Linked DNA regions of Mus musculus: region 1 is linked to region 2. The links are chromatin loops, found by intact Hi-C in ENCODE. Cell type or tissue: heart. All regions are shown on one strand. Each heading gives the region's core, and the rest is flanking DNA. Links, peaks and the distances in the headings are about the cores only.

Region 1 (16,045 bases), core at 3,845-11,844, 53 kb after region 2:
GCCAAGCCTTAGCTGCTCTACATGACCCCTTCATGCCTTCAAAACCAGTACCACCTGGGTGACTCTTCCACATTACCAAGTACAGCTGTAGCATGAGGTACAACCTTGACTATCTCTAGAACACAGCTTCTTCCTGCTCTCAGAAAACACTTCCTAGAAGATTTTATCTAAGCGATGTTGGTCTCTTCTTAATCACTGCTAATTTCTTAGCTCCAGCTAACCAGCATCAATTGTCCCAGTAGTCCCTTTTATTCTGTATTCTAAAGCCAGAGCCATGTGGCCAAAGCTGCCAAGTTCTGCTGCTTGCTGGAGCTCGAACATGGTCCCCTTGTTCTATTACATTCTCACCAGCTCTCTGTTTTCTAATTCCTTCATTGCCTAAGTTTGGCTGTCCTGGAACTTGCTCTGTAGACTGACTTTGAACTCAAAGATCTGCTTGTCTTTGCCTTCTGGGATTAAAGGCTTGTACTACCATGCCTGGACCTAAATTTAGCTGGGTGGGATCTTGCTGCAATGTTACTACTCCCTTAATTCAATTTAACATCCTTGAACACAGGATTCAGCTCCATTCCACTTCCTGGTGCCCTTTTAATACTCCAACCATGTATTTTATATTTTTCCTTTATTAGCTTGATATGCTTGTTTAAAATGCTCTTCATAAGACTTAACCAGAGAACAAAGTCTATGCTGGGAGTTTCTGAGACTTCATTTGTCAGTGAAATTAAGCTGAGTCTCTTCACCTTAGCCTCAAGCAGATTCTTTGGACACTGGCAAAAAGCAGCCACATTCTTCACCAAAATATCACAGAAACAGTCTCTCAGCCACATGCTAAAATTCTTCTCCTCTGAAACCTCTAGAAACAGGCTTCCACAGTTCAAGTCTCCCTCAGAAACAAAGTCTTCCTTATTCCCACTAGGACAGCCCATTAAGCCCCGCTTAAAGCAATCCACCGCTTTCCAAGTCCAAAGTCCTCAAATTCACATTTTTTCAAAACAAAAGCATGGTTAGGCCTATCACAGCAATACCCCAGTCCCTGGTACCAACTTCTGTCTTAGGGTTTTACTGTTGTGAACAGACACCATGACCAAGGCAACTCTTGTAAGGACAACGTTTAATTGGGGCTGGCTTACAGGTTCAGAGGTTCAGTCCATTATCATCAAGGCAGACGTATGGCAGCATCTAGGCAGGAATGGTACAGACAGAGCCAAGAATTCTATATCTTCATCTGAAGGCTGTTAGCAGAATACGGGCTTCCAGACACCTAGGCTGAGGGTCTTAAAGCTCACACCCACAGTAACACACCTACTCCAACAAGGCCACACCTACTCCAACAGGGCCACACCTTCTAATAGTGCCACTCCCTGGGTCGAACATATACAAACCATCACAGTTGGCCATTCCCTCAGTCTCCATCCCTTGACCCTGCATTTCTTGTAGACAGGATGAATTTTGGGTCAAAAGTTTTATGGGTGGGTTGCTGTCCCAGGAGTCTAGCATGGCTGTCCTCTGAGATGCTCCGCCTAGCAGCTGACTCAAAAAGATACAGACACCCACCCAAACAGTGGATGGAGCTTGGAGACACTTATGGAAGAACAGGAGAAAGGATTGTGGGCCCCCATAGGAACTTCACAGGAAGACCAACCGAGTCAACTAACCTGGACCTTTGGGGCTCTTAGAAACTGAACCACCAACCAAAGAACATACACAGGCTGGACCTAGGCCTCCCTGCACGTAGGTAGCAGATGTGCAGCTGGGTCTTCATGTGGGTCCTGAACAGCTGGAATAGGGTTTATCCCAAAAGCTATTGTCTATATGTGAGATGTATTCTAGCTGGATTTTCTTGTCTGGCCTCAATGAGTGAGGGTTTGTTTAGCCTCACTAGAGACTTAAAGTAACAGGGTCAGGGGATTCTCAGAGGAGCTCCCACCTGCTCAGAGGAGAAGGGGGATGGGGGAAGGATTGTGAGAGAGAATAACTGGGAGGGGGCAGTGAGCATGATATAAGGTGGATAAGTAAAAATAATAAATAAATAAATAAATAAATAAATAAATAAATAAATAAATAGGGGCTGGAGAGATGGCTCAGTGGGTAAGAGCACTGACTGCTCTTCTGAAGGTCCTGAGTTCAAGTTCCAGCAACCACATGGTGGCTCACAACCACACATAATGAGACCTGACACCCTCTTCTGGTGTGTCTCAAGTCAGCTACAGTATACTTATGAATAATAATAAATAAATTAAATAAATAAATAAAAAATGTAAAATAGCTAGCTGGAGATGGAAGCTAAGTGAAACTGTAGGTAAACCAATCATCATAATGGTTGCTAAGGCAACAAATATTGAATTTAGAGTGATCTATAGACTTTGAATCTATGTGAGAGAATGTATGTAGGAAATGTGGATTAAGACTAAGCTATATATGTGTGTATATATATATATATATACGTGTGTGTGTGTGTGTGTGTGTGTGTGTGTATTTCAGTCACACTAAAGAAACAGAATAACTTAGGGGGTCACTTAACATTGAACAGCAGATGTAGGAATGGGAACAGAAGTCAGTCTGGCCCAGACTCCATGTGCCATACTTTCATGTTTTATCACCATAAGAGCTAACTACACGTCTCACACTCCAGGGTAAGAGCCAGGACAAGATCATTGTCCAAGAGCTGATATGATTCATATTGATTATCAGACTGCTCACTACTGGGGATTAGGTTTTAAAGAGCTCTAGAGGATAACCTCCATTGAGGGACAATATGTGTGAGGTCATGCTATACCCAATCGGGACACTTTTAGGACATGCGTGACTGTGACTTAGGAACTGGGAGATCCAGAACCAGCCAGGGATGAATGTCAAGAAGAAAGTAGGCTGGAGATGTAGCGCTGTTGGCAGAGTACTTGTCTGCCATGCACAGGGCCTTGGAGCCAAGCCCAGTACAGAAAAAAAGAAGATGGGAGAGGAGGGCAAGGAGGGGGAGAAAGAGGAGGAGGAAGAAGAGGAAGAAGACAGAAAAAGAGAAGGAAGATTCTCTAGGTAGAATATGCCTTCTTAGAACCCAGAGATAGAATCTGTGACCCTAAGGCCACAACAAAAAGGGAAGTCATGATCCAAGGAAACTGGGAGTCTCCTGAGAATGCACGGTCTTCAAAATGATGCTGCTTCAGTAGCCTGCCCTGGTCCCTCACAGGGAGAGCAGTGTTGGGCAACTGAGATCTACAGCAAAGACGCAGATGGTGCCAGATGGAAAGGGAGCCCTGATTTTCCTCTGAGCACAGTCATGGGTTTTGCAGAGAGTAGGATCCCTGATGCTTGAGCCTTGGGTGGTCACGGTGCTGAAGGCCAAAGTCTAGGATGGAAAAAGTGCTTCCTGTCACCCAGCTGGCTCTCCCCAAAGAAGACTCTGCCTTGACTGTGTCAGCCAGTCTTGAAGGAAAATTCTTTTCCTTGGCCAGGAAAGAATGGAACTTCTTCAGATGTGCTTCAGATGGCTAGCTAACAAAATAAATAAATAAACAACCACCAAAAAAAAAAAAAAAATCCACTGGCCTAGGTTCAGGGCTTAACATTGACCCCTATGAACTATTGTCAAATTCTGGGGTTTCATTTAATATCTACATCTCTGTCGAGCTCAAATTACAGGAAGAGGTGAGACTTTTAACCTCTCTTGTTTATTTTCTTTTGGCAACAACGATGTCTAGGAAGGAAGAGCAACAAGACAGTGCTAGGGTTGGTTTCTAACAGACCCTATGGAAACTCATGCTATGTGTGCCACACTTGGCAGCATGGTGAATAGGAGATTTTAAACTTAGGTATAATTTGGAAACTGAGCCTAGAGTAGGGGCTCACTCATGACTGTAGTCACAGAACTCAGAAGAGAGAAGCAGGAAAACCACTGTGAGCTTGGGTGTATGTGTGTCTGTGCCTCTGTGTGTGTGTGCGCCTGTGTAAGTGAGTGTGTGTGAGTGTGTGTGCATGTGAGTGTGTGCCTGTGTAAGTGTGTGTGTGTGTGTGTGTGTGTGTGTGTGTGTGTGAGTATGTGTGCCTGTGTGTGTCTGTGCCTGTGTGTGTGTGTGCCTGTGTAAGTGTGTGTGTGTCTGTGTGAGTATGTGTGCATGTGTGTGTGTGCCTGTGTGTGTGTGAGTGTGTGTGTGTGTCTGTATATATGTGTGTCTCTCTGTGAGTGTGTGTGTGCCTGTGTATGTGTGTCTCTATGTGAATGTGTGTGTGCCTGTGTGTAAGTGTGTGTGTGTGTGAGTGTGTGTGTGTCTGTATATATGTATGTCTCTCTGTGAGTGTGTGTGTGCCTGTGTATGTGTGTCTCTATGTGAATGTGTGTGTGCCTGTGTGTAAGTGTGTGTGTCTGTGTATATACATGTGTGTCTCTCTGTGAGTGTGTATATGCCTTTGTGTGTATGTGTGTCTCTGTGTGTATCTGTGCCTGTGTGTGTCTGTGTGAGTGTGTGTGCATGTGTGTGTGTATGTGTGTGAGTGTGTGTGTGTGTGTGTGTGTGTGTGTGCCTGTGTGTGTATGTGTGTCTCTGTGTGAGTGTGTGTGTGCCTGTGTGTGTGTAAGTGTGTGTGTGTGTATATGTGTGTCTCTGTGAGTGTGTGTGTGCCTGTGTATGTGTGACTCAATGTGAATGTGTGTGTACCTGTGTGTGTGTAAGTGTGTGTGTCTGTGTATATGTGTGTCTCTCTGTGAGTGTGTGTGTGTGTGTGCCTGTGTGTGTATAAGTGTGTGTCTATGTATACGTGTGCCTCTCTGTGAGTGTGTCTGTGTGCCTGTGTGCATATGTGTGTGTCTGTGTATACGTGTCTCTCTCTGTGAGTGTGTGTGTATGTGTGTATATGTGTCTCTCTCTGTGAGTGTGTGTGTATATGTGTCTCTCTCTGTGAGTGTGTGTGTGTTTAATTTCCCACAGGTGCACATATCAAACATCATCTGTGGAGAATCTAACAAGATAAAGTTTCCAGAAATACATTTGTGATAATTATTAGAAAGTAAAACAGGATTTGTCCTACTTTGAGACTTCTTATGGAAAAGAAAAATGCATACCATTCCTAGTACCAATTTTTCACGAGACATTGGTTTTTTAGGATCCCTTTAGTCTACCATGCCCCAGACTAGGGTGAAGTACTTTCAGCCACAATTAACCTTTCATGGTGGGATTAAATCACTTTAACCCATGCTTTCTATTGCCTCCTCCGTGGATACAGGCAAATAAAAACGTGTCAATACCATTCTGTGTCTAAAATGGCTCTAACAGCCGATTCCACCAACAGACTAGTTCTAGAAAAGGAGGAAACCTAAACATATGGATGATGCATCTAAGCAATGCAAGAAGAAGCTCAGCTGGTTCCTCGCGTGTTAGACATAGAGCATTAGCAGAAGTCCAACACATGTCGCTGGAACAACAGAAGAAGTGCCAGGACTGGGATCAAGGGAAAAGCGCGTATGTGGCGGAGGAGAACCATTTGCTGAACTCAGAAGCGAAAGCATGTTTTTGTTCTCTTTGTTAACCCAGGACTGTGTGCACACTAGAAAAGAACCCTAGAGCTGAGCTGCACCCCCAGGCTGAAGTGTAGGGTCGGTGACACTGTCCAATGGGAAAAAAGCAACTAGCAGCCAAGGACAAAGACCTCAGTGGGCTCTCCAGCATCCACAGGGTGGAGAGAGACCTCACTCCTGCACACTGTCCTCTGACCTCTTTGTGATCTGGGACACACATGGCCTGCCCCCACAAAATAAATAAAAACTTAACTAAAACATACTATATGAGCACAGATAGGGGGTGAAAGAACAACCGGATAATTTAATGAATAAATGATTAGAGTTTTGCCTCCCATACAAATGAATAATGTAATTTTATTATGTTTATTTATTTTTAAGACTTATTTATTTATGTATTTTATGTATATGAGTACGTTGTTGCTGTCTTCAGACACACCAAATGGGGCATTGGATCCCATTACAGATGGTTGTGAGCCGCCATGTGGTTGCTGGGAATTGAACTCAGGATCTCTGGAAGAGCAGTCACTGCTCTTAACCCCTGAGCCATCTCAGCCTCATTATTTTTTAGTTTTAAAAGCCTACAGGACAATTTTATTAGTATGTAAAACAAAACCACCTAGAACAGGCTCTAAATCTTCAGCTATAAATCTTAGCAACTGCCCGGAGGAGAAAAAGAGAGAAGGGGATGGGGGGGGGGGGAGCTATGCCATTCAAGCTGGCCTGGGGGGTCAGCCCCAGGGTGGACAAGCAGCCCCTTGACGGAAGATAAAGAGGTTAGAAGAGAAAGGAGGAGTCTTTAGGAGAGAAGTGAGCAAAGTGTTAGGGAAGCCCCAGGTGTCAAAGAAAGCATGCTTGCAAAAAGAGGAAGAAGAAAAGGGGAACTCGGGCTTTTCCGTGTACTTCACAAAATCAAGTAGATCTTCAGATCTACATAGATGCAGTTCAATAAAGTTCCTGGGCTAAGGTCAGGGATTCAAAGAAGAAGAGGTACAGTAACTCATTAGAGGATTAATTATTCTGCCTACTTCCTTAGCCTGGATTAAGGATGCCTGCCTGCCTGTGCTGCCCCTCTTCCTAGAGGTGGTCTCTTGAATAGGTGATTGGTCCCATCCAACCAGCATGGTAGGTCTCCAGCCAGGCCAGAGACTGCAGTCTCCTGACCAGAGGAGATTTTCTCTCAGCAGGCCTTTACCGCTATCCTAATATTGACCCTGTGAAGGTGTTAACACTAAAATCACTTGGGAATCAGAGCAGAGCCTCCCAAATACTTGTGTCATCTTTGGCTTCCACCATCTTTGGCTTCCACCAAGGCTGCCAAGAGGCATGAATGAGACCATTTGGGGCTTTTAGCCAGGAGAGAAGCTGGTTTCTTAATCAGCCTAACATGTAGTTTGTTTGTTACCAGTGATGGCAGAACTGGTTTTTGTTGGTGTTGTTTTGTTTGTTCGGTTGGTTGGTTGGTTGGTTGGTTGGTTGGTTGCTTGGTTGCTTGCTTGGTTGCTTGGTTGGTTGGTTGCTTGGTTTTAACAGAACACGGTGCTTTTCATGAGCAGACCCCTTCTTTGTTTCTCACAATTATCTTGTGTAGGAGGAATGAAGGTCTGATTATTCCCATCGGTAGACTGGCTATGTTATCAACTGAACAGCTGCGCCATTCAGGGAACTGGATGAGGCCCCAGGGAAATGATAACAACAAAGTAACTCTGGCCCTCACAGAGTCTAATGGGGAAGGCAGATGTCCAGTGAGTTACAGAAGATTACAACACCGTACAATGAGGCCTACAGACTAGGAAAACAGGACTCCATGGGGGTTAGTGATTTACAAGGGGCAGTAAGGTAGATGATTGACAGCTATAGTTGCATTTGTGCATTCGTATGCACTCATGTACACTTGTACATATGGAGGCCAGAGGTCAATGCCAAGTGTCTCCCTCAGCCACTCTCCACCTTAATGTTCAAGGCAGGGTCTCTCACCAATTCTCCTACATTGGTTGGACTATGGATTCCAGGGATATCTGCCTTGTCTTTGTCTCCCCGGAACTAGGATCACAGCCACAGAGCCTGGCTTCTTGTCTGGGTTGTGGAGATCAAAATCAGATCCTCATGATTCTGAGGCGAGTATTTTACCCATTGAACCATGTCCCCGGGCCTCATCTCTCTAGAGGACAGTTAGAAAGATAGGGCTAGTGATAGGCACGATCTTAGTATGTGATACCTGGAGGGTTCTCGTGAATCAGAAGGTAGAGAGCTTAGACACATTGCTGAGCAGCCGTGGGAGAATGAGCTAGGTGCCTCAGTGAGGTAGATGTACCCAGTGAGGGCTCTGGTGGCCCTTTGTCACACAGAGATGCATGAATAGCAGAGTTGAAGGCATGAACTTCGGGTTAGACCCTTCATGGCAAGCCTCTGGTGACGACCATCACCGATTACTCTTTATGTGCCGAGTTTTCTGATGGCAGGCGACTTAATCTCTCTGAGCACCAAGTCCCTCATTCTCACACAAGGAAACAATAGTACCCTCCTCAGATGCTGGCTGTGGAATTCAGGAGAGGGAGTTATGCAATCTGGTTTGCTTATTGTGTGACCCACAACGTACCCCATCCCTTAGAGGAATGTTGGTTTTCAATGAGGAAGTGTGTACGTACCACATTCGTGAAGTATTATCATTATCAGTACAGCGGAAGAGGCTAGCCCCCTCTCCCCCCCCACCCCGTCTTTCCGAGGCTACCCCGCCCCCCAGAGCCGCACGGAAATGGGATGGCTGTGGTGAGGTTCGGACAGATGTTGTTTCTTGCTGTGGCCAGGGAGATAATGAGAACGACTTCCGTGCCGGGAGAAGGCTTGGACCAAATGTTCTCAAGAGTCCCATCCAACTCTTAAATTCCATGAGAGTAAGAAAAACCAAATGGTTGGATTGTAGCAGTCAGGAAGCTTCTGTCCCTCTGGGGCAGCAGGAAAAGGTCACAGAGCTCCGGCCATGAAATCGGTTCTTTCTAGAGCGCGCTCCTCCTCCCAGCCCCAACCCAGCTTCTTATTTACAGCCACAGAGGAGTCCTTTGTTCATGTACCCTTCCCTATAGGAATCTGGGAACATGTTCTAAAATTCCAGAATGTGCAAAGATTGGGGGGGGGCTTGCCTTATTTGTATCATTCCCCCAAAAAACCTTTTCATAGAAATACTCCCCACCAAGGAATGCAAAGAATTATCATGATATTTAGGATATTAGGATATATAATAAGCATTTTAAAACTGTGTTTTGTAATACTTGGTTCTGTGAGACCCTAGTGCGGGGAAAAAAACCTTGTTTTGTGGAGATGCGTAAATTAGTTTTCAGATTGCGCCATCTTCTGGTCGAATCTGGAAAATATTCTGATGGATTTCTTTCTTTTTTTTATTTTTATTTTTTTTTTTTTTTTGAGACAGGGTTTCTCTGTGTAGACCTGGCTGTCCTGGAACTCACTCTGTAGACCAGGCTGATCTCGAACTCAGAATTCCGCCTGCCTCTGCCTCCCAAGTGCTGGGATTAAAGGTGTAAGTCACCACCGCCCGGCTCTGATGGGCTTCTTATTTTTAGCAGAGCTATGGCATGAATTTGCTCCTGATGAAGGTGGACCAAAAATGTGTCTCCCCAGTATTTGATCCTGGTTTCTTGGGAAGTAGCAGCTTGAACTGCATTCAGATCTAACCAGGGACGGTTCCCTTTAATAATCACTGTGTTTCTTCTGAAGAGCTTCTGCTGGTCTAGCTCAGATATAGGCTCAACCTCTAGGAAGAAGACTCTTGCAAAAGACCCTCAGCTGCCAATGTTACTGGACACATCAGTCATTTTCTTTTAATTGTCTGAACACACTTAAAATGACTCCTGTGACTTGGAGGCAGGGGACAGTGGGAGATGTGAGACCTGAGACCCAGGAACTGAAATCTCTAGTCTACTCATTATAAAGGCAGGTTGATCAAGAATATATGCAAATTGGAAGGTGGAGTGTGGAAAGATGGTGCCGTGGTTAAAAGCACTCGTTGCTCTAGCAGAGAACCTAAGTTCACTTCCTAGTACTCCTATGGTGACTTACAGCCGTCCCTAGTTCCAGATCAAGGGAGTCTAACATCCTCTTCTGACCTCCACAAGCCCCTAGCATTTGTGTAATTCACAGAGACACATAAATGGAAACACTCATACACATAAGATAAATCAACTTTAAGATTTTCAAAAGAACAAATGCAAACGATTCACTTTAGAAGAATTCTCTCATGTGACCTCTCAAGTTGTTGTGAGGTAACTCCGTCAGAGAACACACGGACTCTTAGAGCCAAATAGAAAGTCTTTATAGCCAGCTGGCTGCACAGAAAACATACCCAAGCCATTCAGCCGCAAGCCGTACCTTACCTGAGCCTCTCAGTACAAAACAAACAAACAACAAAACATATTCTGAGGTGACACACTTCCGTTAACAAGAACGGTTAGCAAGGAGCGGAACAACCGAAACTGAAAAGCAAGGTTAGCACATTGAGAGATTTCCCCGGCTGCATCCTGGAACTGTTGACTTAGCCTTTGTCTCTCGCTAGTTTCCAGGGCCTGAATGGGCTTCCAACATGGCGTCAGTTGTACTAAGTAAGGTCTGGGGCGGGTGGGTGTCTAAGGTCTAGAGGCCTGTTATAACGTTTAGAGTGCAGAAACCTTCTGTCTTATTTTCTGATAACCAAATACCTCTACAGCATGCAGGCTTATTTAAGCCCCAGCTCTGCAGTCTGGGAAGTCCAAGATCATAGCTATAGCACCTACCCAGCATCTAGTGAGGGTCTTCCTGTTACATCAGAGCATGGCCAAGGGCGTCACACAAGATCCTGGGCTAGCATTCCGCAGAGGGCTTAGCATAACAAAGTCGAATTTCTAAGACAGCCCAGAGGGTCAGCATCTCAGTGTTGCTGTGTCGGAAACCAAGTATCCAACTTGTGAAACCTGGGGACACATCCGCATTACACACGAACCAGCAGATGCCTTTGTGCATCCTCTTTTATCCCCTCAAAGAGAAGATGAATTGATTTCTTAACCTGTTTCTCTGATGCCCCTACACACACACACACACACACACACACACACCCTCCACAGTCCCATCCACCCCCCACCCCAAGCATAAATGCCTTTTGAGACACTCTGGCTGATGACCTGGCTCTCACTCACAGCTTAGACCAGACTGGCCTTGAACTCACAGAGAGCCAGGTAGAGATCAACCTACCACTACCACATGCTGGGATGAAAGGTGTTCCCCACAACACCTGTCCTTCAGCCTACTTCATAACCTAACTCAGTATCCAGGTAAGACAGAGGCAAAGCAGGACGGACCTAGGCTAATGATGCACATGAGTATGTGTTTCTTCCTCTACCCAAAGAATCCAGATGAACCTTCCGTTCCAGAAAGTTCCTCAACAAGACGGAGGAAGAAGGTGAATCCTCGTGTGCTCCTTGTACTTGTTGACATGGACTCTAAGAGGCACAGTCCCTTCCATACCCCAGGCTCTGGTATGCATTTTGAAATATCCTCTGTAACTCCTTGTCCTAAGACTGGCCCATACCCTAACTCTGTAACAGGAAGAGAAGAAAACAGCAAACAGCTAAGGACACTACAAACATTGCATCCGCTTCCAACAGAAGTTACTGTTGTCTATCCTACAATATTAAAAATGTCCGTGGAGAAAATGAGAACCAGGAGGCTCATCCACAGAGACCACTCTGCTCCGACCGTGGATTTTCAATCAGGAGTCCATGAGTCCAGGAATACACACACACCTCTTCAGGAATGCCTTAGTCATTTCTGCCATCCTAACAAGAAGGCCTGGTTTGTCTCAGAAACCACATCCAAAATAAAACAAAAATATAGCGTTATTGGTGATGTATAATTACAATCCAAGGGAGACAGACAGACCAGTAAGAGACCCTGACCCAAAAAAACAAAAGACAAAAAACAAGGGCTCCTGAAGACAACAGCTAAGGTTGACCTCTGGTATACACACACACACACACACACACACACACACACACACACACACAATCTTTTAAGCTTCAATAGCCAAAGAATATTTTTGTAGAGATGCCTAAAAAGCATCTGCCCTGTGGACCACAATATAGAAAACTTTGCTCACAAAACGTCTTAAGAGATTTTCATTGTTGATTAGGACCATGTCCCAGAGACAGGTCTTAGCACAGAAACCGATGCATGGGAAATAGTTCCATAGCGAACGCAGAGAACACACTGCTGTCCCAACAGGTTCATGAGATGCTGAGGACCCATCTGTAGTTCACCATTTATCCTCTGTCAGTGACCACTACTCAGGCTGCAGGAAAGATGGTAAATCTAGAAAATCTAGAAGAAGGGGGAGGAGGAGGAGGAGGAGGAGGAGGAGAAGGAGGAGAAGGAGAAAGAAGGAGGAGGAGGAGGAGGAGGAGAAGGAGAAAGAAGGAGGAGGAGGAGGAGGAGGAGGAGGAGAAGAAGAAGAAGAAGAAGAAGAAGAAGAAGAAGAAGAAGAAGAGGAGGAGGAGGAGGAGGAGGAGGAGGAGGAGGAGGAGGAGGAAGAGGAGGAGAAGAGGAGGAGAAGGGGAAGGAGAAGGAGAAGGAGAAGGAGAAGGAGAAGGAGAAGGAGAAGAAGAAGAAGAAGAAGAAGAAGAAGAAGAAGAAGAAGAAGAAGAAGAAGAAGAAGAAGAAAAGAAGAAGAAGAAGAAGAAGAAGAAGAAGAAGAAGAAGAAGAAAAGAAGAAGAAGAAGAAGAAGAAGAAGAAGAAGAAGAAGAAGAAGAAGAAGAAGAAGAAGAAGAAGAAGAAGAGGAGGAGGAGGAGGAGGAGGAGGAGGAGGAGGAGGAGAAGGAGGAGGAGAAGGAGAAGGAGAAGGAGAAGGAGAAGGAGAAGAAGAAGAAGAAGAGGAAGAAGAAGAAGAGGAGGAGGAGGAGGAGGAGGAGGAGGAGGAGGAGGAGAGGAGAAGGAGAAGGAGAAGGAGAAGGCGAAGGCGAAGGCGAAGGCGAAGGCGAAGGCGAAGGCGAAGGCGAAGGCGAAGGCGAAGGCGAAGGAGAAGAAGAAGAAGAAGAAGAAGAAGAAGAAGAAGAAGAAGAAGAAGAAGAAGAAGAAGAAGAAGAAGAAGAAGAAGAAGAGGAAGAAGAAGAAGAGGAGGAGGAGGAGGAGGAGGAGGAGGAGGAGGAGGAGGAGGAGGAGAAAGCTCCCTGTGGGTCTTTTAGGAAGTGAATCAAGTAGGTGGCATTTAAAGAGCTGAATTCTGATCACCTAGTGTTTCCACCAGTTCTCACCTGATTCCTGCCCTACAAATTTCTCTTCCAACAAGGACTGAACCTTCTCTCTTCCATAAGACAAGAATGCACTGGCTGGGGTAGCTTCCAAGGACCCCTCCAGTGTAGGGATCTCTAACACTCATGAACAAGAAAGTCATTAGAGTCTCCTCTTTGCTGTCTTGCCTAGAATTTTAAACTTATTAAGAATCTTTTGGTATAAATTCTATTCCTACTTTTTATTCCTGGGTTTTTGTCTTGTGGCATTATCTTCTGGCTCAGTGGGAAAGGAGGGGGCAGTTGTGGGAAATAATAATCTTTTTGTGGACTCACAAATGGGTTTCTGTATGAAAGCCATTAAGTGCTTGAGCATACCTCCCTGGAGAAATTCATTAGCATGGCCTCAGAAGAGTAGTTGATTGTAGTTCATCATAAGCTGGCCCCATTTCCCCTTCCACGTGACCATCTTTTCCCACGGAGAGTTTCTCTGCAAGAATTTGTCTCCCTTTATTTTGCTATTTCAAGGGGAAAACGGATGAAGCATCATGCCCAGCGCTGTAGACATGCCATGCCAGAAATGGGTGTATCCTTCTCCAGTGTTGGGAGTTACTGAATAGCAAACAATTCACAAGTAACATTAGTTGTGTTGGCTGTGATTGGCAAGTACTCCCAGTTCTCTTTAAAGTTAGCCATTGGCAAACATGGGTTTCTTTTTATTCTAATCTTTTTGGGGGAAAAATGTGTGTGTGTATGTGTTTGCATGGGAGTGTAGTATCCAGAATGGCCAGAGAAAGATGTCAGATCCCCTGGAGCTGGAGTAATATGTGGTGGTAAGTTGTCCTATGGGTTCTGGGTTCTGAACTCAGGTCCTCTGGAAAAGCAGCAAGTGCTCTTAACCACTAAGCTGTGGATGAAAGTTATTAAGGATTAGACATGTCTCCCTGGAGGAATTCATATAGAGACTATAGGGCCAAGATACTGGACTATGGAAGTCAAAAAGGAGGCCATAAATGTCAGAGGGCCATGAAGGCAAGATGTTGCACCAGGTATGAACATCTCTCCAGACTACTTCTAGTCCAATATTAACTACTAATATTAATTAACTCTCAAAAACATACATTACACACCACACAGTAGCTTTGTCTATACATAGATGATAGATACATAGAAACATAGATGATAGATAGATGCATAGATACATACATATATAGATAGATGATATATACAAATAAGTAGATAGATACATAACTATATAGATAGATGATATATAAATAAGTAGAAAGATACATAGATAGATGATATAAATAGTAGATAGATAGATACATAGATACATAGCTGATAGATACAGATAAGTAAATAGATGATAAATAGGTACATAGATATATAGATACATAGATAGATGATATATTCAAATAAGTAGATAGATAGATGTGGGCCTGGGTACCAGAGGTTTTCCATGGAGATCTCTACCCAGGCCTGGTGCGAGGGTTCCAGTGAAGGGAAGCAAATGCAGGCAGGGAGACGAAGTCTCTCCGAGCCTTCCAGGTTGCTCTGTAACTCCGAGCTGCTCTGAACTGAGTAGGGTCAGGCTGGGCCAACAAGAAGCTGACAATTCAGTGAGGAGTGCAGTGGGACCTCAGGTGGCTCTTCAGGAGAGATCTCTTCCCAAGTGTTACAGCTCTTGGAACAAAAGACTCAGACGAAGGAATAGTTCCCATGTGCCTTTAATTCCCTGGATGGATTTATATACAGTTCTGGGGGTGATTCAGGGTTCGACAGCAGGTACCTCTCATTGGCTTGGACTGAGAGTTTGGGGGAAACCTTATTTGCATGTGGGAAGGCTTGGTGCTGCTCCTATGTGACTGATAGCCTCTCCTGTGGGGGCTATCGGGGCGATAACTTCGACAGGAGCCAGGGGTCCAGGAGACATGATCAAATGCCTTCTGTCCATGTAGGTGGAAACTACCACCCACCGAGTCCCATCAGGGTTCAAGACCTAAGCACAACTAGAGACCAGGCTGTCTGTGCATAGCCTGTTGCCCCACAGATAGATACACAGATACATAGATATATAGATAGATGATATATAAATAAGTAGATATATAGTAGATGATATATAAATATAGTAAATGATATATAAATAAGTAGATATAAATAGTAGATAGATAAATCCATAGATACATAGATGATAGATACAGATAAGTAGATAGATAGATAGATAGATAGATAGATAGATAGATAGATAGATAGATAGTAAATGACTGCCAAAGAATTAAAGAGACCTTAACAGAGCTCAGAAATACTTTACTGGAGATAGAGACAGGCACTGATAGATATTCAGAGCTACTGCAGTAGTTAGTGATTAGGTAGGAGGCCACTGGAAGCATACAGGACAAACTGTAGGGTCATAGAGTTAAGAGAGGCCTTTGAGATGACCTGAGATATAGAAGCAATAGACATGACCGTGGAGACCGTAAAGCTGAAGTACAAGGTCAGAAGTGCAGCACCAGGTCTGAACAAATGGATGGACAGACAGAGAATCTTGAGTAGGCTTTATCAGCAATAAGAACCAACTAAGTGGAAGCCTTAGGGACACTTGAGAGTCCTCTGCTTGTCAGTGTTCTGATGCACACATCTGGTGTCACACGGAGAGTTGGTGGGAACTGTGACCAGCTCATTCCGTCTCCTTCTTAACGTGAAAGCCCTGGCTGGTGTCAGCCGCTAAGTTCTAAATAATAAATTCGAGTACCAAGGATGTCTCCTCTCCAGTCGCCATTTGCTATCAACACCCAATCCAGACGTTTTGTTTTGTTTTTCTGTTCTCTTTGGGTGGAACTGCTTTGCCTTGTGGGTATGTTTATAAAAGTGAGACCACTTTAGGCAAGGAGAAATATTGCCCTCTACAGGGGCATATGAATCTCAGCATTTTCTATGTGCTCACTTAGCCAGCACAGCACGTTTATTTTACGTGGATTTTTTTTTTCTTTTCCTCTTTTGTTTTAATTCATAAAGCTGGAAATGTGGCAATGTTCTATCTATTATGGTGCGTGTGTGTGTGTGTGTGTGTGTGTGTGTGTGTGTGTGTGTGTGTGTGTGTATGTGTGTGTGTGTGTGCCACATGTGTTCAGGAGCCCATGGAAGTTAGAGGAGGAGTCAGAACCCTGAAAATGGAGCTGTAGATGGTAGTGGGCTGCCATGTGGGTGCCGGGACTCATACTTGGTTCTCTTGCAAGAGCATCAAGTGTTCAGAATCACCAAAGCATC
Region 2 (16,045 bases), core at 5,457-13,456:
ATTCTGTCCCCATGTGCATGCCTGTTTTGACAGAATTTCCCTCTTCATAGAAGCTCGTAATAAAATACTGCATCCTGCTGGTGCTCCTTTTCAATGCATGCTTCCTTTTTCTGTCCTTTTCTTATTTATTAGGCTACTATCTAAATTGTGAATGTTGTCTTGACAATATAGGCAAGCAATCAGGGCCATCATAAAAAATACAGACAGGGGTGCCCTGCTGACCACCCATTACATGGCAGAGGCTGAGGCTCTGTGTGACCGAGTGGCCATCCTGGTGTCTGGAAGGCTGAGGTGAGTATGTGTCTCGAGACCACACTGACTCTTGCAATGTGTGACTAGATGGTGTTTCCCATAGACAAGGAAATAAATGTTAATGGCTAGAATTGCTAGACCCCAGTTAACAGCAAGAACCCCAAGACAGACCTGGTAACAAGCTGAGGGTTTCAAACACTGCCACACATACTTCTCTCTCCCTATTCCGAACGCATCCTCCTCCAATTCCCAGGTGTATTGGATCCATCCAACATCTCAAAAGCAAATTTGGCAAAGATTACCTGCTGGAGATGAAGGTGAAGACCCTCGAGCAGGTGGAGCCCCTCAATACGGAGATCCTCAGGCTTTTTCCCCAGGCTTCTAGGCAGGAACGGTAAAGTTGCTCTTTGGTTTCGATCTGATACCGAACGTTGGTTTCCCCCTGTCAGTTATACTGGTTTGTAGTCAGTTGAAAGGAAACGTGGCAGAAAAATTACTCGATAGATATCTGATGGAAAGCAGAGAAGATAGAGCTGATGTAAAAGCAGATGTACCATATATTGTGGCCCTACTATGTGCTATGTCCCATCCTTGGCTTGTATAATCTCTTTCTCATGAAGACTTTTCGGGATCAAGATTGTCATTCTAAACTAAAATAATATGTTTAAGGGACTAGAAGGTAATTCAGGGTTAAGTGTTTGCTGTACAAGCATGAAAATATGAACGTTACTCAACACCCACATTAAAAGCCCAATGTGATTGCACAGTCCTGTAATCCCTACACCAAGAGTGGAGGCAGGTAAATCTTGTTCTTTTGATAGCCAACTAGAGAGTAGATATGTTGTTAACAACTCTTAGTCCTGATTAAAAATAACAACAGTTGAGTAGTGAGGTTGTAATGAGTTTAGTCCTAGCTGATGTGTTCTCCCTCTGTTCCTAGGTACTCTTCTCTGATGGCTTACAAATTACCAGTGGAAGCTGTACAGCCTTTATCCCAAGCTTTCTTCAAGTTAGAGAAAGGTAAGAGTGAGAGCCAGGTCTCAGAAAGTAAGACAATGAGGAGAAAATTATTCTAAGCAGGAGGATTACTGCATGTTCCAGCCCAGCCAAAGTTACAAAGTGAAACACTGTCAGAAAAGAAAAGAAGAGGAGAAAAGAGGATAGGAGAGGGGAGGGCAGGGGAGGGGAGGGGAGGGGAGGGGAGGGCAGGGGAGGGGAGGGGAGGGGAGGGGAGGGCAGGGGAGGAGGGGAGGGGAGGGGAGGGGAGGGGAGGAGGAGGGGAGGGGAGGGGAGGGGAGGAGGAGGGGAGGAGGAGGAGAAGAGAAGAGGAAAAGGGGAGGGGAAGGAAGGAGAGGGGAAAGAGACAAAGGGAAGAGAAACTGTTGCAGGATATTTGATTACATTGTCAACCCTGAGATTGGAGATTGTGTTATTTACTGTGGGGCAGGGTTGGGGGGATTGGGTGGAGGGGGACAGGATACTGTTTCTAGTGGTGGTGTGGCTCCAATTCTCTTCCATGCCCTTCATATTCTATTCTGGTTGACAAGGCAGGTCCCATGTTCAATCGTGGGACTCTTCAGTGTCTTTTAGAAGGAGTGCATGTAGCTATTCTCTCCCTAGGAAATCTCAGACACCCTCCTCTTGAATCTTCCAAAACAGCCTAATTCAAGCAGCTTTCATCTGCGTCTTCCTATGTGGCTGTGCAAAGGCTCGTGCATAAGAAAAGAACATTTCTCATTTCCATTTCTCTCTTAAACCCAGAATCCAAAAAGTACCCAGCACGTAAGCCTAATACAAGCAGTGTTCCTCCAGTCAAAGTAAATGTGTTAATGTATTTTAACTGAGTGGACTTATCATAACACAATTAACGCTTTAATTATGTGTGTCTGCTGTTGGCTTATGAGACTATCTATATAAGAAAATATGCATGCTCCTAAATGCATTTCTCCTTATACAGTTAAGCAGACCTTTGACCTGGAGGAGTACAGCCTCTCTCAGTCTACCCTGGAGCAGGTGGGTCATTGGTAATGACTTTACCACCCACAAAATGCAGACATATCATTTGCTACTCTGCTTCACTTGCAACTACATGTGACATCTCTCTTTCTCATCTATCCTTTCCAGGTCTTCCTAGAGCTCTCCAAGGAGCAGGAGCTGGATGGCCTTGAATTAGAAGAATTAGACTCCTCCATAAAGTGGAAGCTCCTCCCACAGGAAGAGGCTTAAGCCAAAAATATCTCTCCTCTTCCTTCATAAGACTGTGTTGTTCCTTAAAGACATCTATTTTTATGAAATATTTTAGTACCTATATTATAAATACTATGATGTTCCTCGGGGATTGGAGAACAGGGGTGAGTACCGTATAGAGGCTGGACCACAGGGAACCTTGTCTAGCCTTCTCCACATCCCTTTAGGACACTTATAGCCATAGTTCTGTAGAATGTTGAATAAACAGTTACTTTTATACAATTATTTCCATTTCTGAGTATGATATACTTAGTTAAAATATTTTAGATAATTTTTTGTATCAAAACCGTAGGCTTAGATTTTTCAAAACCAACTTTAATAAGGGTTCTTAAGTTCTTCAACCTCTCTTCTAGCTCACCAACCAAAGGTAGGAAAGAAGAAAAGTTAATAGGAAATGAGGGATGTGAATATCATTTGGAAGTAGTGCTTTGGGGCAGTTCCAAACATGAATCAGTAGCAGCTGTCCAGTGCAATCACAAACACCAAACACAAATCAGTAGCAGGAGGCTCAATCCAGAAGAAACCTTGAGGATCCACCAAATAGGTATGAGCCCACAGAATGTCAGGAGCCATCACAGGACAAGCTAATAACTAGCAGGTGATCTTCCTGAGATGACTGCCTTAGATTAAAATTTATGACGGAACTTCAATAGGCAAGGCCCAGGAGAAAGTCGTTTTAGGAAAGATTCCTGCTATTAATATGCTTTTCCTATTATTATTATTATTATTATTATTATTATTATTATTATATACATATGACCATCGCTAGGTATTAGTCCACCCTTTTGAGCAGATCTCTGCAGATCTACAAAGATGTACTGTCTTGTACTGATGCTATGTAGACAAATAGATGGCTTCTTAATTCTTAATGGTGATCCTATAAGAATTTCTAAAATTATATCAGTATTTATTAAGCTCTTATATAGTGGGACTGCTATTAGGTCCTTTTCTGATAGTCAAAACTGCAATGAGAACTCTGCCAGTCTCCCACGTGTCACCAGTTAATTGCCTCTTAGATGGTAAAAAGACTTTCTACTACTCAGAGCACATTCCAAGAGGTTGTAAAACAATTAACCGAAGGTCATAAAAAGAGAACTAACGATTTATTATAGGTGCTAGGAGCTGTGACTGGTGATGGATGCTTAGCTAGATAGTTACTCCTAGTGGATATGCATGTAAACATTCTCTGTTGTAAACTTCTATTTCAGTTTATGATTTGAATTTTTGTGTAAACTTGTAATGAACTTTTTACCATGTGATCATGTATTCTGAACGATGTATAAGTGCTGAGGACAAAGAGAAGAGACAGAACTGAGCTGAGGACAGAACTGAGCTGAGGACAGAACTGAGCTGAGGACAGAACTGAGCTGAGGACAGAACTGAGCTGAGGAGAACTTTTTAGACAGAAGACTTTTTAGAAAGATCTGAACAGAATTTTTAGAATAGAACTGAGGGGTTTGTTTTGTTTTGTTTTGTTTTTAAAGTCAGGACACAAAAGAACTTTATAGAAAGATTTCAACTCAAAAAGAGCATAGAAGTAAAGAAAGGCACACCTTTGGGAGAAAGGGCATTGAGAGTAAGAGCATTATTGTGATATCAGAGTAGGAGGAAAGAGCAAAATTATAAGGAGAATGAACAGTGGAATAACTTAGAAACCATAGGTTACAAACTAAGAAAGCAATGTGAAGAATTCAGAGGGAAAGAGGGAATAAGAAGAAGCTGTAGAGAAAGCAGAAGGGGCAGGCAAGCTTTTCCTTATCATGGGACAGAACAGGTCTTTTCTTAATAACAAGCCAGGCTTAGTCTTATTAAAAGGAACCAAGCTCTCTTCTTACAAACTTGAGTTTAATTCACTTAGCATCAAAAGGTAGAAACTGTTTTGTTCGCTATACAATAAAGATTGGAGTTCATTTTTCATCCAGAATGAGTGAATTCTTTCTGCACTGCTGTTTAGTCTTTTGCTCCAAATGCATATGTAAGCATGAATGTGTGTGTATAAGTATGCAGTTGTGAGAATGTATGCAAACTAAGCCCAACTGGTTTGAATGGAAATGTATAAATATTCATGCATGAATCTGTATGTGAATCTATGTGTGTTTATGCATATTTGCTTCTGTAAAAGTTTTTTTCTTCAGCAAGTGATATCTTTTATGTTTCAATAGAAGTCTATTGTTCCAAACTTCCCCCTAGCCTGACAAGTGAGAGGCATCTGGACAAAAATGGAAAAGGCTCTAGCAATTAATCCTTTATTTAATCTCCTGCTGTTTTTTTTAATAAAACAACATATTAATGTTCTTAATTTTCTTTTTATTTTATTTTTTGTTAATCATTCCATTCATTTACATCTCAAATGATATTCTACTTTCCAGTTACCCCTCCATGAACCCCCCATTCCACATCTGCCCCCTCTCCTCAGTCCCCTTTGACTCTATGAGGGTGCTCCCCCACCCACCCACCCACCCCCTCCTGCACCACAGCTCCAGCATCCCCCTACACTGGGTCATCAAACCTCCACAGGATCAAGGGCCTCCCCTCCCATTGATAGACAAGACATGTTCAGACAAGGCCATCCTCTGCTACATATATATCTGGAGCCATGCATTCCTCCCTGTACACTCTTTGACTGGTGGTCTAGTCCCTGGGAGCACTGTCTGTCTAGACAATGTTGTTGCTGTTGCCAAGAGGTGCTTGCTGACAGAAACTTGGTATGGCTGTTCCTTGGGAGGTTCAGCCAGCAACTGACTGATGCAGATGTGAATGCTTGGAGCCAACCATCTGACTGAGCTCAGGGAGCCCAGTGGGGGAGCTGGGGGAAGGACTGGAGGAGAGAAGAGGATTGCAACGAAGCAAGCTTGTACAATGACTCTGGAAATCAGTCTGGCGGTTCCTCAGAAAATTGGACATAGTACTACCAGAGGATCCCGAAATACCTCTCCTGGGCATATATCCAGAAGATGTTCCAACCGGTAAGAAGAACACATGCTCCACTATGTTCATAGCAGCCTTATTTATAATAGCCAGAAGCTGGAAAGAACCCAGATGTCCCTCAACAGAGGAATGGATACAAAAAAATGTGGTACATTTACACAATGGAGTACTACTCAGCTATTAAAAAGAATGAATTTATGAAATTCCTAGGCAAATGGATGGACCTGGAGGGCATCATCCTGAGTGAGGTAACCCAATAACAAAAGAACTCCCACAATATGTACTCACTGATAAGTGGATATTAGCCCAGAAATTTAGAATACCCAAGATATAAGATACAATTTGCTAAACGCATTAAACTCAAGAAGAACGAAGACCAAAGTGTGGACACTTTGCCCCTTCATAGAATTAGGAACAAAACACCCATGGAAGGAGATACAGAGACAAAGTTTGGAGCTGAGATGAAAGGATTGACCAGCTAGAGACTGCCATATCCGGGGATCCATCCCATAATCAGCTTCCAAACGCTGACACCATTATATACACTAGCAAGATTTTGCTGAAGGACCCAGATATGGCTGTCTCTTGTGAGACTATGCCATGGCCTGGCAAACACAGAAGTGGATGCTCACAGTCAGCTATTGGATGGATCACAGGGCCCCCAATGGAGGAGCTAGAGAAAGTACCCAAGGAACTGAAGGGATCTGCAATCCTATAGGTGGAACAATAATATGAACTAACCAGTGCCCCCCAGACACCCCTCGTGTCTCTAGCTGCATATGTATCAGAAGATGGCCTAGTCGGCCATCAGTGGAAAGAGAGGCCCATTGGTCGTGCAAACTTTATATGCTTCAGTACAGGGGAACGCCAGGGCCAAGAAGTGGGAGTGGGTGGGTAGGGGAGTGGGTGGGGCAGCGTGTGGGGGACTTTTGGGATAGCATTGGAAATGTAAATGAAATAAATACCCAATTTAAAAAAACTGAAAAAAAAAGAAGTGCATGAAAAAAAAAGAGAGAGAGATGTTTAAAGATGAGGTGCTAAATGCCAGAGACTGTAGTTTCAGGCCTACACAGAAGGCAGGTCAGCTACAGTGGCACAGTAAATTAGACTTAGAAAAGTAAACTTTCAATTATTATACAGCAACCCTAAATATCTCATAAGACAAAAGTCTTATCCCATATCTTGGAAAACAAAAGTCTTACCCTCTGCCCTTTCCCCCCTCTATTGCCTCAAGGAGAACCAACAAGAAAGAACATGCTGGGACTGGTCCCAGTCAACAGAAGTGGAAAGAAGCAGCCAGAATACCATGAGAAGTTCTTTGGTGCCTTTTTCTCTATGAAGGCACAGCACAACAAACAAAGATAGCAGCAGAGTGTTGGAAGGCAAACCAATGCAAGAGAGCTGCATTGTCTCAATGTCTGTGGGGTTATATCCTTTCTATACATGCGCCCTCTGAAAAGTCCACTGCAGCAGAACAGCATATGCCCTCTGCTTCAGTACAACATCCTCTCATAAGACAGCTTCCGGGAAAACATCACATGGCACAACCTACTCTCCAAAGAAGCTAGAAATTTCCACTTCACAAAACATTTAAGCATGCTTCTCTAATCTAGAATGTGAAATCCATACATTTACTCTCGGGATGCCTGCTGCTCTGAAGAGTCAATTACAGCTAAGAATACTGAAAGACTATTGGTCAGATCATCCAGTACCCACATAGGTAAGTTATCCACAGATCACCTGATGATGAAGATACAATCTGGAAAGCCAAAATTCGCTATTAGAAGTTAGTTGTGCTGTATTTTTACTATAGCATGAAATCTGGGCATTAAAGACCCCTAAATGACAACTAATCTTCCATATGCACTTGGTATGTGGATTCAGAAAGATTGCACTTTTGAATCACATGACCAAGCAGATGAAAAAATAAGATCACACACATACACATCATGGGAGAGAGAAAGAGAGTGGGAGGAAGGGAAGAGAAAGAGAAGGAAAAGATAAAGGGGATAAAAAGGAGAGAGAATGAAGGAATGAAGGAATGAATATGAATATAATTATGACCTGGCCAGCCTGGAACAGTCTATTAGCCTCAAATTCACAGAGATCCACTTGTTTCTGCCTCCCTAGTTCTGAGATTAAAGAAATTCACCACTACATCGGGTTAATTTTACCATTTCATGTCTGTTCTTCATCTTTTTTCCTTTCTTTCCTTAATAACCACATATTTAAGAGTTTCTTTAAAAATCATTTTTAAATATTTGCTAAAAATAAGCAAGCATATTTGCTAACATGAACTTGTGAGGGTTTAAATATGCTAGCATTTAGATTTACGCTTTTGATATTGTCTGCTAAGTATAATTAAACTGTAAAGTGGAAATTTCTGGTTACTTTGGAAACTTAGGTTATAATTACGTTTTGCTGGGGCAGAAAGGTGAAAGGCTGTTTTGCTAAAGCAGACATGTGAAAGAATGCTTTGCTGAAGCAGACACGGGTGAAAAGATGTTTTGTTATAGCAGACACATGAAAGGATGTGTGGTGTTTAGAAAGAATGTAAATATGAGCCCACAGACAATGGGAGCTGGGGCATTGGTTCGCTTTGCTCCACCTTGACAGTCTGCTGGCAACATGGATGTATTGGTTCACCTTGCATTGCATTGCTGCGTTTCCTTTGTAATGACTTAATAGAGAAAAGCTTACCAAAGAACTTCTCATGACATCCCTGTGTCTTCTTGCCTCTTCCACAGAATCAGGCTGGTTGGTGAGCCTCACGGTTTCTTCTGAACTGAACTGCCCTTGACAATTCATGTGTGGTGTCTGTCAAGTGGACCGGATTGCAGATGCTAATTTGTGTTTTGTGTTTGTCTAGTGAACTGGACTGAGAACAACAATGATTGGAATCACCCCCCAAAGAACTATTTCTAAACATGTCCACTTCCCCTGTCTCCTAATTACCTTTCTTTTCCACTACTTCTGGTGGGTGATGGGATAGAAGGGAGATTGAACCCTTACAAAGATAGGTTGTGAAAAATATATGCCTATAAAACCCTCTGTCCCCATTCATGTATATCACCATAAAAGAAGAAGACATATATTGTGATTGTATTTTCCTGAGACTAAGTTTGCATATCTAACTGACCTTTTTCATTATCTAGAAAGATGTAGCAATTTGGAATCCCAAGGAATATAATGCCAAGCTGGGAGCTTTCTGGATATATGATTAGAATAGAGCATCCAATCCTACCAAACCTTAACACACTATGTTGTTACAGTAGAATCCCAGACACTAGACATTTCTTCTTCTCTATTTCTGTAAGTCAATGTTCAGAGATCAGTAGATTAATCAAAATCATACAATAGCTAAAGAGCTTACCCAGGGTCCTACTGACAATTGATCTTCTCATCGCTCCAAACAGCTTCAATGTCATGCTAATTTGGTTTGGAAAGCAGCAGGTGTAGAAACCCCAGACCCTTCCCAACGTGCTCCAAATTCAATCAGAAATGAAATCATACCTATGTGGTATGAAGCAAAAAGATAACAAAATAACATTATAGAATGCCATGCTGCATGCTATCAACAGAAGTGTTCACTGCAATATTTTAAGGAAGGGCTGGAGAGATGGTTTAGTCGTTTTTCCAGAGAACTCCAGTTCAGTTCCTAGCACCCACTTTGGGTGACTCTAATTTCAGCTCCAGAGAATCAGACATCTTTTTCTGCCCTTTATCTGCACAAATACATACACACACACACACCAATAAATAATAAATAAATTTTAAAATCTTTTTAATGTTTAAAGATAAGGAGATGCATTTTGGAATTAGCCTGTCTTATGAATGTGAGCTGAAAGACATTTATCCTTGAATTTGAAGGAATCATTGGAGGCTTATGGGTGAGAGCAGAACAAAATTACTGGAAAGCAACTGGAGGGTTATCAAAGATAAATTGTTCTTACTTCAATACAAGGCACATGGCCAAAGGTGACCTGTTTGACCAAGAGTCTGCAAACATTTCTTTAGTGGTGACTAACTGGCCCTTCTAGTTACAGTCTGTGGGTTTCTGGGGTTCAAAAGAAACTGGCAAAGTCCGCCTCAAATGGAATGGCAGCAAGCCAATAACTAGGAAAACAGCTCAAATACAGTAAGTAGCTTAATTCTATTGTGATTTGGAGGCGGTGGAGACCAGTAACTCACAAGGTAATCATTTAAGTGGTAATCATCTAGAAAGACTGGGAAGAGGATAAGGAAGGAGAAAACAAAGAGATACCTAGAGTGACTTGTCTTCAGATCTGTGCCATTCTGAACCAAAGGTCATCTGACTCTTTGTATAATGGCCACAGCCACAGTTATTGGCCATCAGCCATCAGATTTTACTGGGGTTCTGTTTTTGGTTTTGTTTTTGGTTATTGTGAAACCCAAACCACAGCTGTTAAGCACTTAGTTGCAGCTGTCTGGCAATGACATTCTGCCTCTACTTGATATAAACTCCATGTGTTCCTTTGTGAATGACCTCTTCCTTTGCTTCGCTGATAAGGACTTTTGAATAGTAAAGATATTTACACTTGTGGGGGTTGCTGCATCGGTGGACACAGACTTCTGAAGCATTGTGTTGCCTGTCTGATGTTTCAAACACAGGAATTTAGAATGGAATGTGGTCCAAGAGCCTGGATCCCAGGTCTCTTAAGAGAGCCCAGAGACAGAGATTGCTGGCAAAGAAAGCAGAAGAAGGGAAAGATGGGGTCTACGAGGGAGAGGGATGGTGTCAGAGGGTGAGAATGAAGGGAGAGGTGGATCTTCCACCACTCGAATCATAAAAAACCTGATGGAACTCCAGCGTGTGAAAGGTCAGGACATTATATTCAAAGGAAGTAGAGGAGTCCAGTAAGCTATAAGAGCTTCTGAGACTAGTGAAGAGAAGCAACTTAGGACAAATATTGAAACCCAATATAAAACAAAGACAGCCTTGTTCTCTACCAAAAGCTTTATGCAAGCTACTTCTAACAGTCAAGACATTAAAGACAGTGCTGGTGGTTTTTATTTCTATTAAACCATGTGTCCTAGTCTGATTTTCTGTCACTATAGTAAAACGCTGGCCAAGTCCAGTTAAGGAGAAAGGGGATGACTTCGCCTTACAGGTTACAGACTTTAATAGAGGGGAGCTAAGGCAGGAACCTGAAGGCACAAATGAAACAAAGACCACAGTGGAATGATGCGGATTGGTTTGCTCCTCATGCCCTGCTCCCCTTGCTTCTCTACACAACACAGACCTATGTGACTAAGGGTGGCACTTCCCACAGTAGGCTGGGCCCTCATCAGTGAATTAACAATCTAGAAAATGTCTCACAGACATGGATGCAGAACAGTCTGATGTGAATAATTGTTGAGTCGAGGTTTGCTCTTCCTAGGTGACTTCAGGGTTTCATCAGGGCTGACATCTGAAGCAAACTTTGACCTTTCCACATCTTGCCAATATTTTTTATGTCATAAGTTAGCACAGTTTTGTCAAGAGATAGATCATCCTGCCTGCCTTTTGTTTTATGATTTAGAAGTTTTATCTAGATAAACTAGTCCACCATTTATTTTCTGTCCTTGCTCCTACAATAAATTGCTCACTGCCAGTTTGTGATCTTTAGTTACCAGATGGTGGCCTCATTCCCAACCTAAAAGGAATGTTTTCCTGTATTGTACATTTGTTCCAAGCCTGTTTTCTTTCCCCAATGCATTTAACCCATGACACACGGAGGTTTACAGAGCTCTATTTGCAGCTTATATTCTGTAAAAGTCTTAAAATTACTTGTATCAATTTAGGAGTTCTATAAAATTATCAATTCATCCACACAGCATTTCTACATGAAAAAATATTTTTTATTGATTCTGCAGATCTGTCCCATAGTGTGGGCTGATGCCCAGGAATCATCAAGCTATGTACGAGTGAGTGGCAGGAAAGGCACATCAGCAGCAAGAAACAATCCTAGGATGAAGTCTCTGAGAACCCCGCTTCTCAAAACACACCCATCACACCCATGCAAACTGGTGGGCCATCTCCAGAAAACTCACTTTTTTAACTTAGCCTTTCCTAGATGTGTTCTAACAGAAGACATTAAGTATTACAAAGTTTAGCTGCAGCATATGATCTAGCCTGGGCCCCCTCTGAACCACAATTTCTGTGTGTTGACTTTAAGGAAACACTTCTGAGAAGATTGTACCTCAATAGTGCTGGTATTACTAACCACAGTGTTGGGAGCTATTAAGACAACACAATTGTCCTGATCTCTGAATTGGGCCTCTCCCCCGAGAAGAAAAGGTTGTCAAAAGCGGGCCACCGGACGCACCGCTCTGAGAACAACCACAGATTGTACCAACCCTAAGTCAGCACTGGATGTCCTGACCTCAAGATGTACCCTGATACCACCAAGTTCCTTCTTCCCCTTGTAGTCGCCAAAAGAAAAATTTCTGCTGCCCCATCCCTCCTGCTGAGAAGCATTTGCTCTTTTTCCTCTGCCCCATTCCTCCTGCTGAAAGGCACTTCCCCTTTTGCTTGTGCATTTAAACCTCGGGCCTGGCTAATACATTTGGGGTCTTGATGCAATCCAGAACGGTTTCCGTGTCGTTATTCGCACAAGACCCTCATCTCTCTCTACCCCCCTATTTGGTTATTAGGAGAAGGTGCCCTCAAGACCCTCAAATAACTGGACCTGCTGGACGGGTCACCACAGCTGAACTTTGAACCCTGGCTGGGCTGCATCCTTTGTTCAAGTAAAGCCCAGGAGGTTTCATTTCCAAAGACTATTAGTTCAAATATGTCAAACAAAGAGCCTTGATGGGACTCTCAAATTTCCCTCTGAAATTTCACAAATCAGGACTTCATTCCTATCCTCCAGGTTCCCAGAGAATGACCTTAAGCTACAAATACACAGTGGTTTTTCCAGTCCAAAGCTCTAGAATCCTTCCCCCCAAACCCAGTGCCAAGTTCCATCATAGCAGGACCCTATTCTCTGGTACCAATTTCTATCATGCTTAGCTTTTCTGTTGCTATGAGAAAGCACTGTTCAAAAACAACTTGAGGATAAAGTGATTTATTGCACCTTACAGATTATCATCTATCAGCTGGTAATGTCAATAGAGAAATTCAGTGTAGGAACTTGGAGGCTGGTACTAAAGCAGAGACAATGGAGAAATGCTGCTTGCTGGCTTCTACCACCCCCAAGAAACACACACAAGTCTTCTATAGCCCATGCTCGCCTGCCTAGGAATGGTATTGCCCACAGTGGGTGGGACCCTCTATTAACTAGAAATTAAGAAAATTGATTACAGACTTTATCAAAGGCCAATCTGTCCTGGAAATTTTTTCAGTTGAATTCTCTCTTCTCAAGTATCTCAAGGTGTATCTAGTTGTCAGCTGGCTCTAACTGTGGCATCACAGTAATTCAGTTGTATATTCCAGAAACTTAGGAGCAAGAAACTGACCAGTGCTCCATCTTGTGCTGCTTTCTTAATTTTGGTTGAAATAATTACCAATAATAGTAGCCTAATAAGTCTCTTGAGTAGGCAGAGGGAGGCACTTTCAGCCCTGTTAATATATCTATATTGGATCTGGGATTTGAGTGGTATTAAGTTCTATTACAAACTTTATCTCAGAGCGGCTAATTTTGTCAATATATTAAAATATAACCAAGCCAATATCTCAACAGAGGCTGGAGCTCTGTCATCCCCCCTCCACTTGGGTTCTGTCTTAGTTACTTTTCTATTGCTGTAATAAAGCATCACGAGCAAAACAATGTATAGAAGGAAGGGTTTGGTGGTTATAGTTGCTTATGGATGTCATGAAGCATGACAGCAGGAAGTCAGGTATGGCTAGGGAACAGCAGCTGATAGCTCGTATTAGACCCACAAACAGGAAGCAGAGAGCACATTGGGAATGGCATGATGCTTTTGAAACTGCAAAGCCCACTCCCAGTGACACACCTCCAACCACCAAGGCCATACTTCCTGGTCCTTCTAAAACAGTTCCACCAACTGGAGACCCAAGTATTCAAACATATGGATCTCGAAGGGCTAGTCTCATTAAAACTACCTGATACGAAACTGATAGACTAAAGTGTCTCAAATGTATGCATACTTTATTAAACATTTCCCATAATGTCAATGGCAGGACAAGAGTACTTTGATCATTTAACATTTATCATTGTACCTTGGTTTTTAAGACTGAGAAATTGAGGTCAAAGGGTTTGTTTGCTTTTCTCACGTTGTTTGTTCTCTTGGAATGTTTGTGAGGAGCAGGTGCAGGAAGCATGGGAGTTACTCAGTAGCTGTTTGTTGCCCGCTATGGAAAAAAAAATTATGCCTATTAAATTAAACATGCAAGTATTTGTAAGAGAAAATTATAGGATTATAGCATAACATTCTGGTTTGTGTGTCCCTGTGTTTCATGTATGTGCCCATGTGTGTGAAATGGGCGTGTCTTCATGTCGGTCTGTGCATGTGGAGTGCAGGTGGATGTCCAAGGCTTCTGGGGTTCTCCCTTGATCATTCTTGACTTATTTTTTGAGATTTGTTCTTCATTTATTCTAGAGTGCATTGGTTCAACTAGGGCTGTTGACCAATGATCTCTGCTCCTTGGTGCTGGGATTCCAGATGAACACAACCATCCCAGGCTTTTTCATAGGCTTGAAATGGGTACTGCATATCTCAGCTTAGATCCTTGTGTTTGTACAACAGGCATCTTACTGGTTGAGCCATATTTCCAGTTCCCTAACATTCTCATTTGTTCCTTCTTCTTCTGCAGTAAAGGAATGAAGCTAGCTTACACTCAATAATAAAAATACAACTCTGCTATCTAGACAAGGCTAAAAATATAGAAAAAAAATCTACTGACGTGGAAATCACATAATGAGAGGAGGTTAGTGGTGGATAAAAAATTAGGCACATAGAAAGTTATATTCCATCTCAATTTCCACAAATTATTTTTAGAAGAAAATGCTAAAATTTCTTGCCATCAGAAGGGGCTACAGCTGTATCTCTGAGGGATTGACCTCATCTGTCCAGACACATTTCACAATCAATGGACACTTGAAATGGCTGCAGCTGCTGAAGACCTCTGGGACAGAAAGATGCATGTGTGCGGAATATCCCACGGAGAGGAAATGAAGATATGGGGGGTTGTTGTTTTCTGTGTAGATGTGTAAGAAAATAACTCTCGAATGCTGGCATTGTTTCAAGAAAAACTTAATTTTTCTGTTAAAAAAAATAGAAATGTACATGAGAACCTTGAATTCATCTGCTAAATTTTCCCAGAACAATCATGAAAACAGCTTCCAGCAAAAAGCAACATGAGGTCAGATAATTCCCTTCTCAGAGACCAGTGCAAAACTTTATCCATTAAACATTTCATTCAAAACTGATGTAATGTTCAATGGATAAAGAGGGACCACCCTGAGGTGCTAATGGAAAGACCTGAAAAAAAAACATCCAATCAGAACCATTTTCTTGATAACAATGGTTTCTGTGGAGGAACAATGGCAAGCGCTTGGTGTTCCTGTCTGAGGTGTCCTCATCTCTTCCCTCATAACACCTGCAGAGCCTTCTGTGTGTCTTACCTAGGGAAAGAGCTAATGCACTCAGTTTGGAGCTAGGAGCAAAGACCCACAGCTCTGCCACTGGAAGTCAGAGAGTCAGCTGACCAGTAAGCAAACTAGGTTGAAGTTTAATAGAAATTGTCTAGACACTGAGATGCCAAAGATCAAGAAAGTATAATCGTTTCCACCCAAGACTGTGATTATGTTTGACTCTGGAATGGCCTCCATAGGCTCATGTTTTTAGTACTTGCTCCCAAGCTTACAGAGAGGTTTCTGAACTATCTTCTGTCCACTTACGTAAGCAGAATCTGGAACCTACAGGCTCTCTTTGAAGACGTCCTCCCTGATTTTTTTTTTTCTGTCAGACATCCCATTCTTAGAGCAAAGGTGACTGAAACTCCTGTCTACAGACCTTTGTATGTGCGGGACACGCCATGACAGAAAGACAAAATTTGAAAGCTGAGGAGAGATGTGAGAAAAGAGTCCTTCCTTGGCTCTCACCTGGGTCATGCAGCAGCTGGAGAAGGCCTTGCATGCCTGAAGTGTCTGCAATATAACCTCTGCCTAAATTGTTGTGTGATTTCCACAGTAAAAAAAAAAATTCTGGGGAGATCTGTAAGGAGTCTATCTCAGTCTTGGTGCGTTCAGTATATCCAGTGACTCAATGTCGCTCAACCATGGTTCTCACATGGTTCAGGGGCATTTGGAGCCAAGGAAAAGAATTACTTATAAAACCAGTTACATTCATATCAAAAGCTAAAGGTTGATGTGATGGTTTAAATGTGCTTGGCCAAGGGAATGGCACTATTTGGAGGTGTGGTCTTGTTGGAGGAAGTGTGTCACTGTGGGGGTGGACTTTGAGAGTTTCCTCCTAGTTGCTTCAGGATGCCAGTTTTCTCCTGTTTGCCTTCAGAACAAGATGTTGAACTCTCAGCTCCTCCTGCACCATTGCCTGCCTGGATGCTACCATGCTCCCACCTTGATGATCATGGACTGAACCTCTGAACCTGTAAGCCAGCCCCAATGAAATGTTGTCGTCATAAGAG

Evidence for each region. Peaks named below come from ENCODE experiments on the same cell type or tissue, not always from the same donor. Only the 100,000 strongest peaks of a DNase experiment are listed, where the experiment ranks them.
Region 1: a loop joins it to region 2, with 13 times the contacts of the local background. A loop is called at or near these places in 4 of 42 quality-filtered maps.

Annotation. Positions count from the first base shown.
Region 1 is chr11:109,866,363-109,882,407 of GRCm38, reverse strand. No RefSeq gene overlaps it. Among named protein-coding and RNA genes, the nearest start is that of 1700023C21Rik, 29 kb to the right of the region's middle. In heart, for the core only: a CTCF peak has its summit at 8,843 (motif pointing left); DNase peaks (open chromatin) are centred at 6,777, 7,187, 8,377, 9,047 and 2 weaker places; H3K27ac peaks cover 300 bases; H3K27me3 peaks cover 356 bases.
Region 2 is chr11:109,920,943-109,936,987 of GRCm38, reverse strand. Gm39444 (a long non-coding RNA gene) reads left to right here and starts at 6,400. Exons shown (of 2, transcript XR_880288.2): 1 at 6,400-7,147; 2 at 8,175-9,183. Abca8b (ATP-binding cassette, sub-family A (ABC1), member 8b) reads left to right here. Exons shown (of 39, transcript NM_013851.3): 35 at 172-291; 36 at 506-646; 37 at 1,193-1,272; 38 at 2,210-2,265; 39 at 2,377-4,782. The coding sequence ends at 2,478. In heart, for the core only: no CTCF peak of the experiment used is centred there; a DNase peak (open chromatin) is centred at 9,877.